Regions from separate parts of the Homo sapiens genome. Here region 2 is linked to region 1. Evidence: read pairs that join two places in POLR2A ChIA-PET (ENCODE). Cell type or tissue: OCI-LY7. All regions are shown on one strand.

What was found. Peaks named below come from ENCODE experiments on the same cell type or tissue, not always from the same donor. Only the 100,000 strongest peaks of a DNase experiment are listed, where the experiment ranks them.
Region 2: POLR2A ChIA-PET joins it to region 1 with 31 read pairs; 2 of 35 experiments call an interaction of 5 or more read pairs at or near these places.

The regions. Positions count from the first base shown.
Region 1 is chr2:202,443,071-202,451,070 of GRCh38, reverse strand. All of the region lies in intron 1 of BMPR2 (bone morphogenetic protein receptor type 2), which reads right to left. Among named protein-coding and RNA genes, the nearest start is that of BMPR2, 71 kb to the right of the region's middle. In OCI-LY7, no CTCF peak of the experiment used is centred here; no DNase peak of the experiment used is centred here.
Region 2 is chr2:203,747,500-203,755,499 of GRCh38, reverse strand. No RefSeq gene overlaps it. Among named protein-coding and RNA genes, the nearest start is that of CD28, 45 kb to the right of the region's middle. In OCI-LY7, no CTCF peak of the experiment used is centred here; a DNase peak (open chromatin) is centred at 4,959; H3K4me3 peaks cover 365 bases.

The sequences.
Region 1 (8,000 bases):
ATCTTTACCCTGGAATGAAGTTCAGGGACTAATTCTGGGCATGCTTGTGTGTTTGGCTTTGGTTTATCTAAATGTCAAAATGAACTATCTAAAATAAACAACACAGGAACCTTGCAGTAATGGGGCAAATAACTAAATAGCTGAAGCAACAGTATTCCTTTCCCAGAACACAAACTTCTCAAGACAAATACAACTGGGATTTCAGAGTATCACAAATTCTGTTATGAAATATATGAAAAACAGAGTATCTTAATCTAACATAATTGTCCCTATAAAATTTAGTGTAAACTCAAATTTCTAAATTTAAGTATATAAATCAAGCAAGAGTCCTCTATTTTCCCAATCTTATGGTGAAATCTTTTTTTTTTTTTTTTTTTTTGAGATGGAGTTTCACTTTTGTTGCCCAGGCTGAAGTGCAATGGCATGATCTGGGCTCACTGCAACCTCCGCCTCCCAGGTTCAAACGATTCTCCTGCCTCAGCCTCCCAAGTAGCTGGGATTATAGGCATGCGCCACCATGCCCGGCTAATTTTGTATTTTTAGTAGAGACAGGGTTTCTCCATGTTGGTCAGGCTGGTCTCAACCTCCCAACCTCAGGTGATCCACCTGCCTCGGCCTCCCAAAGTGCTGGGATTACAAGCATGAGCCACCTCGCCCAGCCCATGGTGAAATCTTTTGTAAAGCAAATAATCCTTTCAAAAATAAAATATTCATCCCTTAATTTACATATTTCTGTATCTAGAATACAACAGATTAAATTATCATTTTGCTGAGCATTCTCATGATGTCAGAGAAAGATCATAGTAGGAAAGAGATCAAAATCTTCATAAGGTACCTACCTGCTCAGGATGTTCTCAAATTTGATGTTGTGTTGGGGATCCCTGAGACCCACAGAATTCAGCACAAAGTCGTACTCAAGGCTATAATGCTTTTTTTGTTGTTGTTCTTGTTGTTGTTTTTTGAGACGGAGTCTCGCTCTGTTGCCCAGGCTGGAGTGCAGTGGTGCCATCTTGGCTCACTGCAACCTCCACCTCCCTAGGTCAAGCAATTCCCCTGCCTCAGCCCCCCAGATTGCTGGGATCACACGTGCATGCCATCAAGCCTGGCTATTTTTTTTTTGTATTTTTAGTAGAGATGGGGATTCACCACGTGGGCCAGACTGGTCTCGAACTCCTGACCTCAGGCAATCCACCCACCTCATCTGGGTGTAATCCCAAAGTGTTGGGATTACAGGCGTGAGCCACCGCACCCAGCCTCAAGGCTATAATATATTACAGCAAAATAATACAAACCAAACTCAGCAACAGGAAAAGACATGAATCAAAGTCAGGAGAAAACCAGGTGTAAACTTCCATCAGTTCCGTGGAGTTACATAGGGTGCATTTAATTCCTCTAGCAGTGAATTGTGACAAAACGTGTGAAATGTTGTTTAACCAAGGAAGCTCATTAGAGACTCAGTGTCCAAAGTTTTTATTGGGTCATGGGTCACAGAGGCATACTTAGCCTAGCAGGTATCCAAATTCCCAGAAGAAAGGGAGGCATTCAATATAAAGCATATTTCCACACTGTTTGCACAAACACTTTAGGCATAGTAAACCACTCATATCGGTTTGGGGATGGTGGGAACACTCCCAAAATCTAAATTCCTAAATGCCAGCTAAGGGCCAAGTTGCAAGCAGGCCATTCTAAAGATAGCAGTCTCAGGTCTGTTATTTTTTTATTATTTATTTATTTATTTATTTATTTATTTATTTATTTATTTGAGATGGAGTTTCGCTCTTGTTGACCAGGCTGGAGTGTAACAGCGCAATCTTGGCTCACTGCAACCTCCACCTCCCGGTTTCAAGCGATTCTCCTGCCTCAGCCTCCTGAGTAACCGAGATTACAGGCATGTGCCACCATGCCCGGCTAATTCTGTATTTTTAGTAGAGACAGGGTTTCTCCATGTTGGTCAGGCTGGTCTCGAACTCCCGACCTCGCCTGCCTTGGCCTCCCAAAGTGCTGGGATTACAGGTGTGAGCTGCCACCCCCACCCCAGGCCTGCTATTTTAACTCTTTTCTGTACACCTAAAGAGAAAGACAAGCAAAAGCTGATTAAAACAAAAAATACACACACACACACACACACACACACACACACACACACCAATTCTAAACTGACAAAATAATCCAAGCTTTCCCAAACAGCAATAAGATATATTGTTCTCTCCTAATTCAGAGCCAACAGCTAAACCACAGAAAAGCACATAAGCCACGCTTAAACCTCTAAGAGGCTTATATATCCTGGAGTCTACACAAAAATCAGTCATTAAAGAGGCCGGGCGCGGTGGCTCATGCCTGTAATCTCAGCACTTTGGGAGGCCGAGGCAGGCGGATCATGGGGTCAGGAGATCGAGACCATCCTGGCTAACATGTCGAAACCCCGTCTCTAATAAAAATACAAAAAATTAGCCAGGCATGGTGGCACGTGCCTGTAGTTCCAGCTACTCGGGAAGCTGATGCAGGAGAACTGCTTGAACCCGGGAGGAGGAGGCTGCAGTGAGCCAAGACCAAGTCATTGCACTCCAGCCTGGGCGACAGAGCAACACTTTTTTTTTTTTATTTTTTATTTTTATTTTTTTTTTGAGACGGAGTCTCCTTCTGTCGCCCAGGCTGGAGTGCAGTGGCACAATCTCGGCTCACTGCAAGCTCCGCCTCCCGGGTTCACGCCATTCTCCTGCCTCAGCCTCCCGAGTAGCTGGGACTACGCCAGCCACCATGCCCGGCTAATTTTTTTTGTATTTGTAGAAGAGACGGGGTTTCACCATGTTAGCCAGGATGGTCTTGATATCCTGACCTCATGATCCGCCCGCCTCGGCCTCCCAAAGTGCTGGGATTAGAGGCTTGAGCCACCGCGCCTGGCCAACACTCTGTCTCAAAAAAAAAAGTCAAATACTTATTATTAGGTGTGGGTTATGTGCCCGGCAGTATTCTAAACCAGGAAAAATGCTGGGAATAAGACAGTGCCCACCTACCCTTAAGGTGTTATATTCTAATGGTGTAAATATAAGTCATAAACCCATAAACAAATAAATAAGAATTCCATGAGATGGTTTTGGATGACTCTATTTTTTCAACCCATGTTGCAATGGGTGGCCATCCTCATTACCTACTCTTAAAAGAGGACTAAATTTTGAATATCCTAGAAACATTCTTAACCTACATAATTTTCTATAACCTGCCTGGAGAGCATCATAAAATAACAATTTTAAATATGGATCTTCCTAAGACTCCACATTCCCTTTCAAATTTTTATATTAAAAAAATACAAATATGTATAAGTGTACTTACTTACTAGAACATTATTTGTAATAGCAAACACTGGTAATCATTTCTCTCTTCTTGTGTATGTGAGACAGGGTCTTGCTCTGTCACCCAAGCTGGAGTGCAATGGTGCAATCACAGCTCACTGCAGCTTCAAACTCATGGGCTCAAGGGATCCTCCCAGCTCAGCCTCCCGAGTAGCTGGACTATAGGCACATGCCGCCATGCCTGTCTAGTATTTTAAAACACATTTTGTAGAGATGGGGTCTCGCCCTCTTGCACAAGCTAGTTCAAGGATTCCTCCCACCTCAGGCTCCCACAGTGTTGGGATTTACAGGCGTGAGCCACTGCACCCGGCCAGTAATCAGTTCTCTATAGATATATTTAGGTTGTCAAAATCATACTATACCCCAAAATAAAATACTATGCAGTCATGAAAAATTGTTTAGATGTGATTTGTTGACAGAGTCTCACAGCATCGCCCAGGCTCAAGGGTAGTGGCGAAATCTTGGATCACTGCAACCTCCACCTCCCAGGTTCAAGTGATTCTCCTTGCATCAGCCTCCCAAGTAGCTGGGATTACAGGCATCTGCCACCATGTCCAGCTAATTTTTTTGTATTTTTAATAGAGACAGGGTTTCACTATGTTGGCCAGGCTGGTCTCAAACTCTTGACCTCATGATCCGCCCACCTCGGCCTCCCAAAGTGCTGGGATTACAGGTGTGAGCCACCACATCCAGCCAATCTACAATCTATTTTTAGAGGGGAAAGACCGTATTAAACACCAGCATAATGTAACTGCATTTTTAAAAATTTATGGCTAGGTGCAGTGGTTCACACCTGTAATCCCAGCACTTTGGGAGGTCGCAGTGAGTGGATCCTGAGGTCGGGAGTTTGAGACCAGCCTGGCCAACGTGGTGAAACCCTGTCTCTACTAAAAATACACAAATTAGCAGGGCGTGGTAGGTACATGCCTGTGATCCCAGATACTCAGGAGGCTGAGGCGGAAGAATCACTTGAACCTGGGAGGTAGAGGCTCAGTGAGCTGAGATGGCACCACTGCACTCCAGCCTGAGCAACAGAGCAAGACTCTGTTTCAAAAAAAAAAAAATGTATGTGAGTGTGTGCACATGGGCACAAAAAGGGTCTACAGACTATATCCCCAAATGTGGTAGGATCATGAGTATTCATATACTCTTTGCTCTGTTACACTAATACTATATTGAAATGAATGCCCAATAGGCCCATCATTATGATTTACAGACTCAAAAACACAAGCGAACATAAAATTGTAGAGCTAAAAATTATTATGCATATCTAATGAAATAAAATTATTTCAACAATGTATAATTTTCTTTCTTTTTTTTTTGAGACGGAGTTTCGCTCTTGTTGCCCCAGCTGGAGTGCAATGGCGCAATCTTGGCTCACCACAACTTCTGCCTCCCAGGTTCAAGCATTCTCCTGCCTCAGCCTCCCAAGTAGCTGGGATTACAGGCATGCGCCACCATGCCCAGCTAATTTTGTGTTTTTAGTAGAGACAGGGTTTCTCCATGTTGTCAGGCTGGTCTTGAACTCCCAACCTCAGGGGATCCGCCCACCTCAGCCTCCCAAAGTGCCGGGATTACAGGCGTGAGCCACCACGCCCAGCCTGTGTTAATTTTCAAATTTCAAATTCTTTGTATAAAATTGTTTGTGGCCGGGCGCAGTGACTTATGCCTGTAATCCTAGCACTTTGGGAGGCCAAGATGGGCAGATCACGAGGTCGGGAGATCAAGACCATCCTGGCTAACACGGTGAAACCCCATCTCTACTAAAAATACAAAAAATTAGCCAGGTGTGTTGGCGGGCGCCTGTAGTCTCAGCTACTCGGGAGGCTGAGGCAGGAGAATGGCATGAACCTAGGAGGCGGAAGTTGCAGTGAGCCGAGATTGTGCCACTGCACTCCAGCCTGGGCGACAGAGCAAGACTCCCGTCTCAAAAAAAAAAAAAAAAAAAATTATGTTTGTAGGGCTAGGCATGGTGGCTTATGCCTGCAATTGCAACACTTTAGGAGGCCAAGGCGGGAGGATCACTTGAGCCCAGGAGTTTGAGACCAACCCTGGCAACATGGCAAAAGACAGGCAATAACAAATGCTGCAAGGGTCTGGAGAAAAGGGAACCCTTATACACTGTTGGTGGGAATGTAAATTAATAAAACTACTACAGAGAATGGTTTGGAGGTTCCTCAAAAAACTAAAAATAGGCCAGGTGCAGTGGCTCACCCCTGTAATCCCAGCACTTTGGGAGGCTGAGATGGTTGGACTGCTTGAGCCCAGGAGTTTGAGATCAGCTTGGGCAACATGGTGAAACCCTGTCTCTACAAAATATTAAAAAATTAGCCAGGCATGTTGGCACACATCTGTAGTCTCAGGTACTTGGGAAGCTGAGACAGGAGGATGGCTTGAGACTGGGAGGTTGAGGCTACAGTGAGCTGTGATCACCCAACTGCACTCCAGCCTGGGTGATGGGGGAGACTCTGTCTTAAATATATAAATAAATACAAATATAAATAAATAAATAAAAATGTTTGCATATCTTGTGGGACTCCTATACAAAAAAGCATCTGGATAGCATTTTCAAGTATATGGTGATGCAACATTGCCAGTATGTCACATATTTACTACACTTTAAAAAATGTCTAGGCCAGGTGTGTTGGCTCACACCCGTAATCCGAGCACTTTGGGAGGCCAAGGCAGGTGGATCACCTGATGTCGGGAGTTCGAGACCAGCCTGACCAATATGGTGAAACGCCACCTCTACTAAAAATACAAAATTAGCCAGGCATGGTGGCGCATGCCTGTAATCCCAGCTACTTGGGAGGCTGAGGCACGAGAATTGCTTGAACCCGGGAGGCGGAGGATGCAGTGAGCTCAGATCGTGCCATTGCACTTCAGCCTGGGAAACAAGGGTGAAACTCCATCTCAAAAAATAAATAAATAAGTTTCTAATTCACTGAGAAGATTATTTGGCTTTGTTATTAAAAATTAAAAAATGTAAGATACACTACTTCCAAATGTAGAGTTAAGTTCTAGAGAAAAAGAAGGGTAAATAAAACAATGGATCATTCCATCCAATATTACATAGAACATTTTAGTACATGTATAGTGTTCTAAAAATCACTAGTGACCTCCACAAAACATTTCAACACAAAAGTGTTCCACATGTAGAACACATCTAACTAAAGTCTTTAAAATTTTTGATGTAACTATATACACCAACACCAACACAAAAAACAAATTACATAATTTCTCTAGGTTTTGTTATTTTTTTAGAAATTTGTTGAATTAAACTATCTTTAACACTTCATCTCTCTCAATATCTACGGATTTCTTCACAAGCACATGTGCCCCAAATTATTTCAAAAATAAATTTTCTTATAAAAAAACAAATAAAATGAGGATACTTTCATCCATCTCTATTCTATGTTTCTAAGTTCAAATTCACTTAGAAAAACCTGCCCTGAGAATTATTTAGCAATAATTTAAAGCAGTAACCTACTTCTTTTATTTGAAAGGTTAAAATTTTGCTGAGCAAGGTTAAATATTGTAAATGACAAATAATCAAGACTAACAGAAAAGAAAGCGAGCAGAGAATAAAACTGTATCTCTTTCTTTAGGGCCATAAAGTTCTCAATGATATGCAGTTTTACGCCCCAGGGGATATTTGGAGATGTCTGGAGACATTTTTGGTTGTCACTACAACCGGTGGTAGTACCACTAACATTTGTCGGTAGTACCACTAACATTTGTACCACTATGTTATTAGTCGGTAGTACCACCAACATTTGTCAAGGATGCTGGCAAAATCTTACAATGCACATATGGCTCCTCCATATACACACACAGAAATTATCTGGAAAAAAAATTATCTGGTACAAGATGTCAATGAGCTAAAGGAGGAAAACCCTGCTCTGAAGGCAATTACAAGGTAATATATCTTCCAATTTAGTGGGCAAAGACCAATAGTCTCTACCAAAAATAAAAATAAAAATAAAACAATTAGCTGGGCATTGTGGCACATGCCTGTAATCCCAGCTACTTGGGAGGCTGATGCAGGAGAATCGCTTGAACCAGGGAGGTGGAGGTTGTAGTCAGCCGAGATCGCGCCACTGCACTCCAGCCTGGGTGACAGACCAAGACTCCGTCTTGAAAAAAAAAGAAGAAAGAAAGAGAGAAAGAGAGAGACAGAAAGAGAGAGAGAAAGAAAGGAAAGAAAGAGAGAGAGAGAAAGAGAGACAGAGGCAGAAAGTAAGTGTTGGTGAATATATAAAGAAATTGGAATCCTTGACCCTTGTACACTGTTGGTGGGAATGAAAAATGGTGCAGCCGCTATGGAAAACAATATGGAAGTTCCTCAAAAAATTAAAAATAGAACTACTACATGTTCTAGCAATTCTATTTCTGGGTATAAATAGAATACAGTTTTCCCACTGTATAAAAGAATTGTAAAAAATCTTGAAAAGCTATTTGTACACACACAGCCATTATATTAGTCAGCTTGGGCTACTGAATACCACAGACTAGATCGTATAAACCTATCTGAGCAGTCCAAGATCCAGGTGCTATCCATCAGTTCCTGGTGAGAGCTCTCTTCGTGGCTTACAGATGGCCATGTTGTTGCTGTGTCTTCCCACAGTGTAGAAAAAAGATCTGGTGTCT
Region 2 (8,000 bases), 1.3 Mb before region 1:
AACAAACCTGGAGGAATCACATTACTTGACTTCAAATTATACTACAGAGTCATAGTATCCAAATAGCATGGTACTAGCATAAAAACAGACACATAGACCAATGGAACAGAATAGGGAACCCAGAAATAGATCCATATATCTACAGTGAACTCATTTTCAACAAAGATGCCAAGAATATACATGGGGGAAAAGACAGTCTTTTCAATAAATGGTGCTGGGAAAACAGGATACCATATACAGAAGAACGTAACTAGACTCCTGTCTCTCACCATATACAAAAATCACATCAAAATGGATTAAAGACTTAAATCTAAGACTCAAACTATGAAACTACTAAAAGAAAACACTGGGGAAAATCTCCAGGACGTTGGTCTGGGCAAAGATTTATTGAATGACACCCCAAAAGTACAGACAACCAAAGCAAAAATGAACAAATGGGATCACATCAAGATAAAAAGCTCTGCACAGCAAAGAGAACAATCAACAAAGCAAAGCGACACCCCACAGAATGGGAGAAAATATGTGCATACTATCCATCAGACAAGAGATTAATAACAAGACTATATAAGGAGCTCAAAAAACTCAATAGGAAAAAATACAATAATCCAATTTAAACATGGACAAAGATCTGAATAGACATTTCTCAAAAGAAGACCTACACTTTGGGAGGCCAAGGTGGGTGGATCACGAGGGCAAGAGTTCAAGACCAGCCTGACCAACACAGTGAAACCCCGTCTCTACTAAAAATACAAAAATTAGCCTGGTGTGGTGGCACGCACCTGTAATCCCACCTACTCAGGAGGCTGAGGCAGGAGAATCACTTGAATCCGGGAGGCGGAGGTTGCAGTGAGCTGAGATCATACCACTGCACTTCAGCCTGGGTGACAGAGCAAGACTCCATCTCAAAAAAAAAAAAAAAAAAAAAAAGAAGAAGACCTACAAATGGCAAACAGGTATAGGAAAGGGTGGTCAACATAACTTATCATCAGAGAAAAGCAAATCAAAATACAGTAAGATATCATCTCACCCTAGTTAAAATGCTTTTATCCAAAAGACAGGCAATAACAAATGCTGGTGAAAATATGGAGAAAAGGGAACTCTCATATGCTGTTGGTGGGAATATAAATTAGTACAACCATTGTGTAGAACAGTTTGGAGGTTCCTCAAAAAACTAAAAATTGAATTACCATATGATTCAGCAATCCCACTGTTAATTATATACCTAAAAGAAAGGAAATCAATATATCAAAGAGATCTCTGCACTCCCATGTTTATTATAGCACTGTTCACAATAGCCAAGATTTGGAAGCAACCTAAGTGTCCATCAACAGATGAATACATAAAGAAAATGTGATACATATACACAGTGGAGTACTATTCAACCATACAAAAGAATAAGATCCAGTCATTTGCGACAACATGGATGGAACGGGATGACATCATGTTAAGTGAAATAAGCCAGGCACAGAAAGACAAACTTCACACCTTTTCACTGATTTGTAGAAGCTAAAAATTAAAACAGTTGAACTCATGGAGGTAGAGAATAGAATGATGCTGGGAAGGGTATGGGGTAGGGGGATGAATTGGAGATGGTTGATGGAAATAAAAATATAGTTAGAATGAATAAGATCAAGTATTCAATAGCACAAGATGAGTACAGTCAACAATAACTTATTGTACATTTTATAGTAACTGAAAGAGTATAATTGAAATGTTTATAACACAGAGAAAGGATAAATGCTTAAGGTGATAGATACCCAATTTACCCTGATGTGATTATTACACATTGCATGCCTATATTAAAATATCTCATGTACTCCATAAATGCATACACCTATGTACCCATAAAAATAAATAAATAAAATTATTTTTAAAAATACACATTCCTAGAGCAACCAAAGGTAGATCTCTTGATATCTTTTAAGATGTCCAAATTCACAACATCATAATGACACACAATTTCCTTCTTAAAATATGACCTTCCCTGGGTATGGTGGCTCACGCCTGTAATCCCAGCCACTCAGGAGGCTGAGGCAGGAGAATAGCTTGAACCCACAGTTGGAGGTTGCAGTGAGCTGAGATCGCACCACTGCACTCCAGCCTGGGTGACAGAGTGAGTGAAATTCCATCTCAAAAAAAAAAAAAAAGTGACCTTTGCATGAGCTTGTTCAGGAATACTTCACAAGTTTAAGAATTTTAATAAATACCATGAAACAGGCCAGGTGCAGTGGCTCACGCCTGTAATCCCAGCACTTTGGGAAGCCGAGGTCGGTGGATCACCTGAGGTCAGGAGTTCAAGACCAGCCTGGCTAACATGGCGAAGCCCTGTCTCTACTGAAAATACAAAAATTAGCCAGGCATGGTGGCGGGTGCCCGTAATCCCAGCTACTCAGGAGGCTGAGGCAGGAGAATTGCTTGAACCAGGGAGGCAGAGGTTTCAGTGAGCCAAGGTCGCACCGTTGCACTTCAGCCTGGGCAACAAGACCAAAACTCCATCTCAAAAGAATAAATAAGTAAATAAATACCATGAAACAATAGAAAAAAATTATGTTTATATGCTTTTTTCCCTGGAAGAAGTTCCATAACTTTTAAAATATTCCCAAAAGGGTCCATGTTCCATCAAAAGGTTATGACCAATTGAATTTAGTGGTGATTCAGATATATAATAGGAACAAGCCCAGAATATACCCATAAGGAAAAAAACATGGAGCCGGATTCATGAAACCTTGCCAGTGAATGAAACAGTATGACACTCCAAAACCTCCATTTTCTTATTTTCTTATGAAGAACTACACCTGTCTTAGACCTATCTTAGACAAAAATGGGGCAGCAGCTCAGCAGACAGTTATTTTTCCAGAAATCATGTCTGTACGCTTCTCCCCTTCTTCCATAAAAGAGTCCTCCCCATTGGCATTTGATCTAAGGTGAACAAGTCAGAACAGTTCCCTGAGACTTTTCAGGCTGAAGCTGAGAGAAATGATCCTCTTTTTTCTATTCGATCACTCTCCCAAGTAGCTGGGAATACAGGCGCCCGCCAACAAGCCCGGCTAATTTTTGTATTTTTAGTAGAGACGGGGTTTCACCATGTTGGCCAGGCTGGTCTTGAACTCCTGACCTCAGGTGAGCCACCCGCCTCGGCCTCCCAAAGTGCTGGGATTACAGGCATGAGCCACCACGCCTGGCCTTTTAATGTTTTTTGTTTTGTTTTGTTTTGTTTTTTAATTATCAAAGGAAAGCCTATGAGAATGGCACTACCACGGTTGGAAAGAATGTACATAAAAATGCACATAAGTCAGAATTTTGGCCAAAAATACAGAAGTCACATATGACTCATCATTTATATTTGGCACTAGGAGACATGACTTCAAATGTGCTGATAATGACAATGTTCTTTAGAAAAATTCAAAGATTACACACAATATTTTATGAATCTGCCAACAGATAGAAATCTTGATGAAACACATCAAATTTGTCCTTACAACTGCTTTTGAAAACATGACTGTTACAGACCACATGTTTGTGTCCCACAGAATTCATATGTTGAAACCTTAACCCCCAGTGGAGTGCTATTAGGAGGTGAGGACTTTAGGAAGTCGGTAGGTCATTTGGGTGAGGCTCTCATGATGCAATTAGTGCTCTTCTAAGAAGAGACTCAAAAGAGCTTGCTTCCTCTCTCTATTTCATACCCTATAAAGGTACCACAAGAAGATGACCATCTGCAAAACAGGAAACAGGCCTTCACCAGACACTGGATCTTGGACTTCCCAGCCTCCAGAACTATGAGAAATAAATCTCTGTTGTTTAAGCAACTAGCATATGGTAATTTGTTATGGCAGTCCAAACTGACTAAGGCGAGGTGGGCGAGTGGATCCCCTGAGGTCAGGAGTTCAAGACCATCTTGGCCAACACAGCAAAACCCTGTCTTTACTAAAAAGTACAAAACTAGACGGGCATGGTGGCAGGTGCCTATAATCCTAGCTACTTGGGAGGCTGAGGCAGGATAATTGCTAGAACCTGAGAGGCAGAGGTTGCAGTGACCCGAGATCATGCCACTGCACTCCAGCATGGTCAACAAGAATGAAACTCTGTCTCAAAAAAACTGAAAAATAGGCCAGGCGTGGTGGCTCATGCCTGTAATCCCAGCACTTTGGGAGGCCGAAGTGGGCAGATCACGAGGTCAGGAGATCGAGATCATCCTGGCTAATATGGTGAAAACCCGTCTCTACTAAAAATACAAAAAATTAGCTGGGTGCGGTGGCGTGCGCCTGTAGTCCCAGCTACTCGGGAGGCTGAGGTAGGAGAATGGCGTGAACCTGGGAGGCAGAGCTTGCAGTGAGCTGGGATTGTGCCACTGCACTCCAGTCTGGGCAACAGAGCGAGACGCTGTCTCAAAAAAAATAAATTAATTAAATAAATAAATAAATAAATAAATAAATAATGTTATGACGTAAGTATTTGATAAATCCTTTAAATTTTCTGCTATGGAATAGTAAATACAGAAAAGTACACAAGTCATACATATATAGCTCAGAAAATTTGCAGAGTGAATAGTAATTAGCACCCAGTTCAAGAAACTGAATATTGTATCTGTCTTAATTTTATTGCTCATACAATCATCTCAACCCATAACAGAAGACCCGGACGTGTGCGATAATAACTAAATTTGGTTGTCATTGATATTTTGCCAACTTTCAGTTTTACTTTACGTGTATTTTTCTATTTGTCATCATAAAGATATATTTGTCAAGAGAGGGGGATAGAACATATGTAATATCACTTAGCTCTCTTGATTGATGATGTCTAGATATTTAGTGGGTCTCCGTTGATTGGACTTTATCCTAAGCTCCACAAAGATTATGGCTGGTCCTGACCATGACTTCCACTTCAAAATGTCCTCTGCACATGGCTTCTTTAACTCTTCTGCACCTGGCAGATCTAGGTATAAAGAAGCTTTGCCTGCCCATCTGTTTCCCTCCCAGGCCCCAGTCTAAATTTGGTGCATGCTGTTATTCTATCACATAAGCCTGTATTCTTTTTTGTAGCACCTACCACAGTCCATAATTGCATATGTATTTGTGAGTTTCTGTGTTAATGTTTGTCTCCTCTGCCAGCTTAAAAGCTCCATGAGGTGAGGAAATTTGTCTCTTCTCTCATCATTTTATACCCAGCATTTAGCTCTTAGATGGTATTCAATAAATATTTATTAAATGAATGAGAAAATGAATAAACTATACATTGAGGGCTGGCTCATAGATCTATCTCCCTAGCCTCTGCTCACTCCTGACCGCCGCAACTCTATTAGTTGTCCAGCTGCATCATAAGGCATCTCCACCTGGATTCTCACAAACACGCCAAATTCAACATGTCCAAAGTGAAATTCAACATCATGCCCCCTACTAAAATTAATTCCTCCTCCTGCATCTCTAGCTCACAGAGTGTAAGTACCACCTGCACCAGTCTAAAACCAGGGAGTGGCCGGGTACGGTGGCTCACGCCTGTTATCCCACCACTTTGGAAGGCTGAGGCAGGTGGATCATGAGGTCAGGAGATCAAGACCATCCTGGCTAACATGGTGAAACCCCGTCTCTACTAAAAATACAAAAAAAATTAGCCAGATCTGGTGGCGGGCACCTGTAGTCCCAGCTACTTGGGAGGCTGAGGCAGGAGAATTGCTTTAACCCAGGAGGCGGAGGTTGCAGTGAGCTGAGATCGTGCCACTGCACTCCAGCCTGGGCGACAGAGCAAGACTCCATCTCCAAAAATAAATAAATAAATAAAACCAAGGAGTGACCTTCTCCTTCCCTCTATCTTCTAGTCTTCCAATAGTCCTCACCTTTCTGTCCTCTAGGTACCTTCCACTAATGCATCCCTCCAACTTATGTTCTTTGATTTACTGCAACAGCTGTTGAACCACTCCTCACATTGCTAGCAAAATAATCTTTCCAAAATGCAAATTTAATCAGGTCCCTCTTGTGCTTAAAACCTTCCAAAAAATTGGAAGGGTGGGAGTTAGTAGAAGTGAGCTGAATTCTTCATCTTCATAGTGGAGAGTCTGTAAATACTGTTCGGTTTGACAAATCAAGAAACAGGGAGATAAACATATTGAGAGTTATGGAGGTAAATGGAAACTGTTAAAAAAAAAATGGTAACCTCTGAAAAATAGAACTGTGGGACAGGGGACAAGGAGGAGGAAGACATTTAGTTTTCATTTTATAGCTTTCTGCAATGTAAGATTATAGGTTATATATTATAAATAATAATTTTAAGCAAATTTTTAAAATTATATATTTTATTAGCTTTCCCTTGCCCTTGGGATAAGCCCCAAATTCCTAGGAATAAAGAGTTTGTCTTAATAGAGGTGGTCTCATCTCTTATACTCTCTTGGACTTAACCTATTCTCCAGCCACCCTGAATTCACACATTGAACTCCTCAAAGGCACCGTGCTTGTGTTTTTGCACAAGTTAGTCTCTCTACCTGAAATGTAATTCCCCGCTTCGTCACTTGCCTAAGCCTCCCTTGTTCTTTAAGATTCAGCTGCTGTCATCTACAAATACTTTCCTGAGCCTCCCCAACTCCTTGCATGGTTAGGTGATGCCCCACCTTTGAGCCACAATAACTCCCTATGTATAGCTCTATTATAGACCTGAAAACCATGTGAAAAGCTTTGTGTCTCCCATAGCCTGGGAGCTTCTTGAGGACAGGATCTATATCTAATTCCTGTGACAAGTGCAGTGCCTGGCATGGAATGGATACTTAATAAAAGCTGATGAATAAACAAAGAAACAATAAGCTTACCTCTTACATCTATTCATCTCTAAAATGAAGGAGTTACAAGCAAAGGAATAGTTTCTTTGAAGTGATTCTACATTAAAAAGCTGACAATACAACTGAAAAAAAAATGGGCAGAGGATATGAGTAGACAGTTCACAGAAAAAAAAAAGACTCTTATGAGAAATGAAAAGATGATGAATCTGATTCATAAAAATGAAACACAAATCAACTCAATGATAAAATATCATTTCAAACTATCAAACTGGCAAAGATCAAACATGTTAACACTGTGCTAATGAGAATAAATAGGGTAAAAGGCTCTCTCATACGTGACTGATGGGACTGTATATCAATATAACCTCTGTGCAAAGCAAATTGGCAATATTTCTAAAAATTAAAAATGCAAGTACTCCTTCTCAAAGCTATTCTATTTCCCACAAGTTTGAAAAGCTGTGTATTGCTTTTCAGGGCCAGATTGGAATTCCAGTCCACAATAGTCTTTCACCTCTGAACTTGAATTGTATATCATTTAATTAGAGCTTAGTATATACTACCTTTATGACGAGTTATTTCCCCAACCAAGTAGTAAATTGCTAAGGTCAAAACTCTGTCAAATCTCTTTCTGTCCTTCTCAGTCCCCATCACTAGACTGAACACATGTGTGGCCAGTTTGTGTCCTTTTCATAGGACACAAGCAGGAAATCCCCAAGCCATTCTAGAAGCTAATGTGTTATCCCAGGGCCCCCAGAGAAGATCAATGTTGCTGGAGGTGCCACTGTCAGAATCAAAGACAGACTGAAAGGATGAAGATCCAGGCCCAGTACATCTACTTTGGTCTTATGATAACATTTCATTATTAGAAAATTTTAAATATAAGTATACTTTGAATTTTTAAACGTGACTTTTTTTTTTTTTGAGACAGAGTCTCGCTCTGTTGCCCAGGCTGGAGTGCAGTGGCGCCATCTCGGCTCACTGCAACCTCCGCCTCCCAGGTTCAAGCGATTCTCCTGCCTCAGCCTCCCAAGTAGCTGGGATTACAGGCACGCACCATCACGCCCAGCTAATTTTTGTATTTTTAGTAGAGACAGGGTTTCACCATGTTGGCCTCCATCTCCTGACCTCGTGATCTGCCCGCCTCAGCCTCCCAAAGTACTGGGATTACAGGCATGAGGCACCACACCCAGCCTAAAATATTATTTTACAACTACAAAAACCAATCTCCTCTACA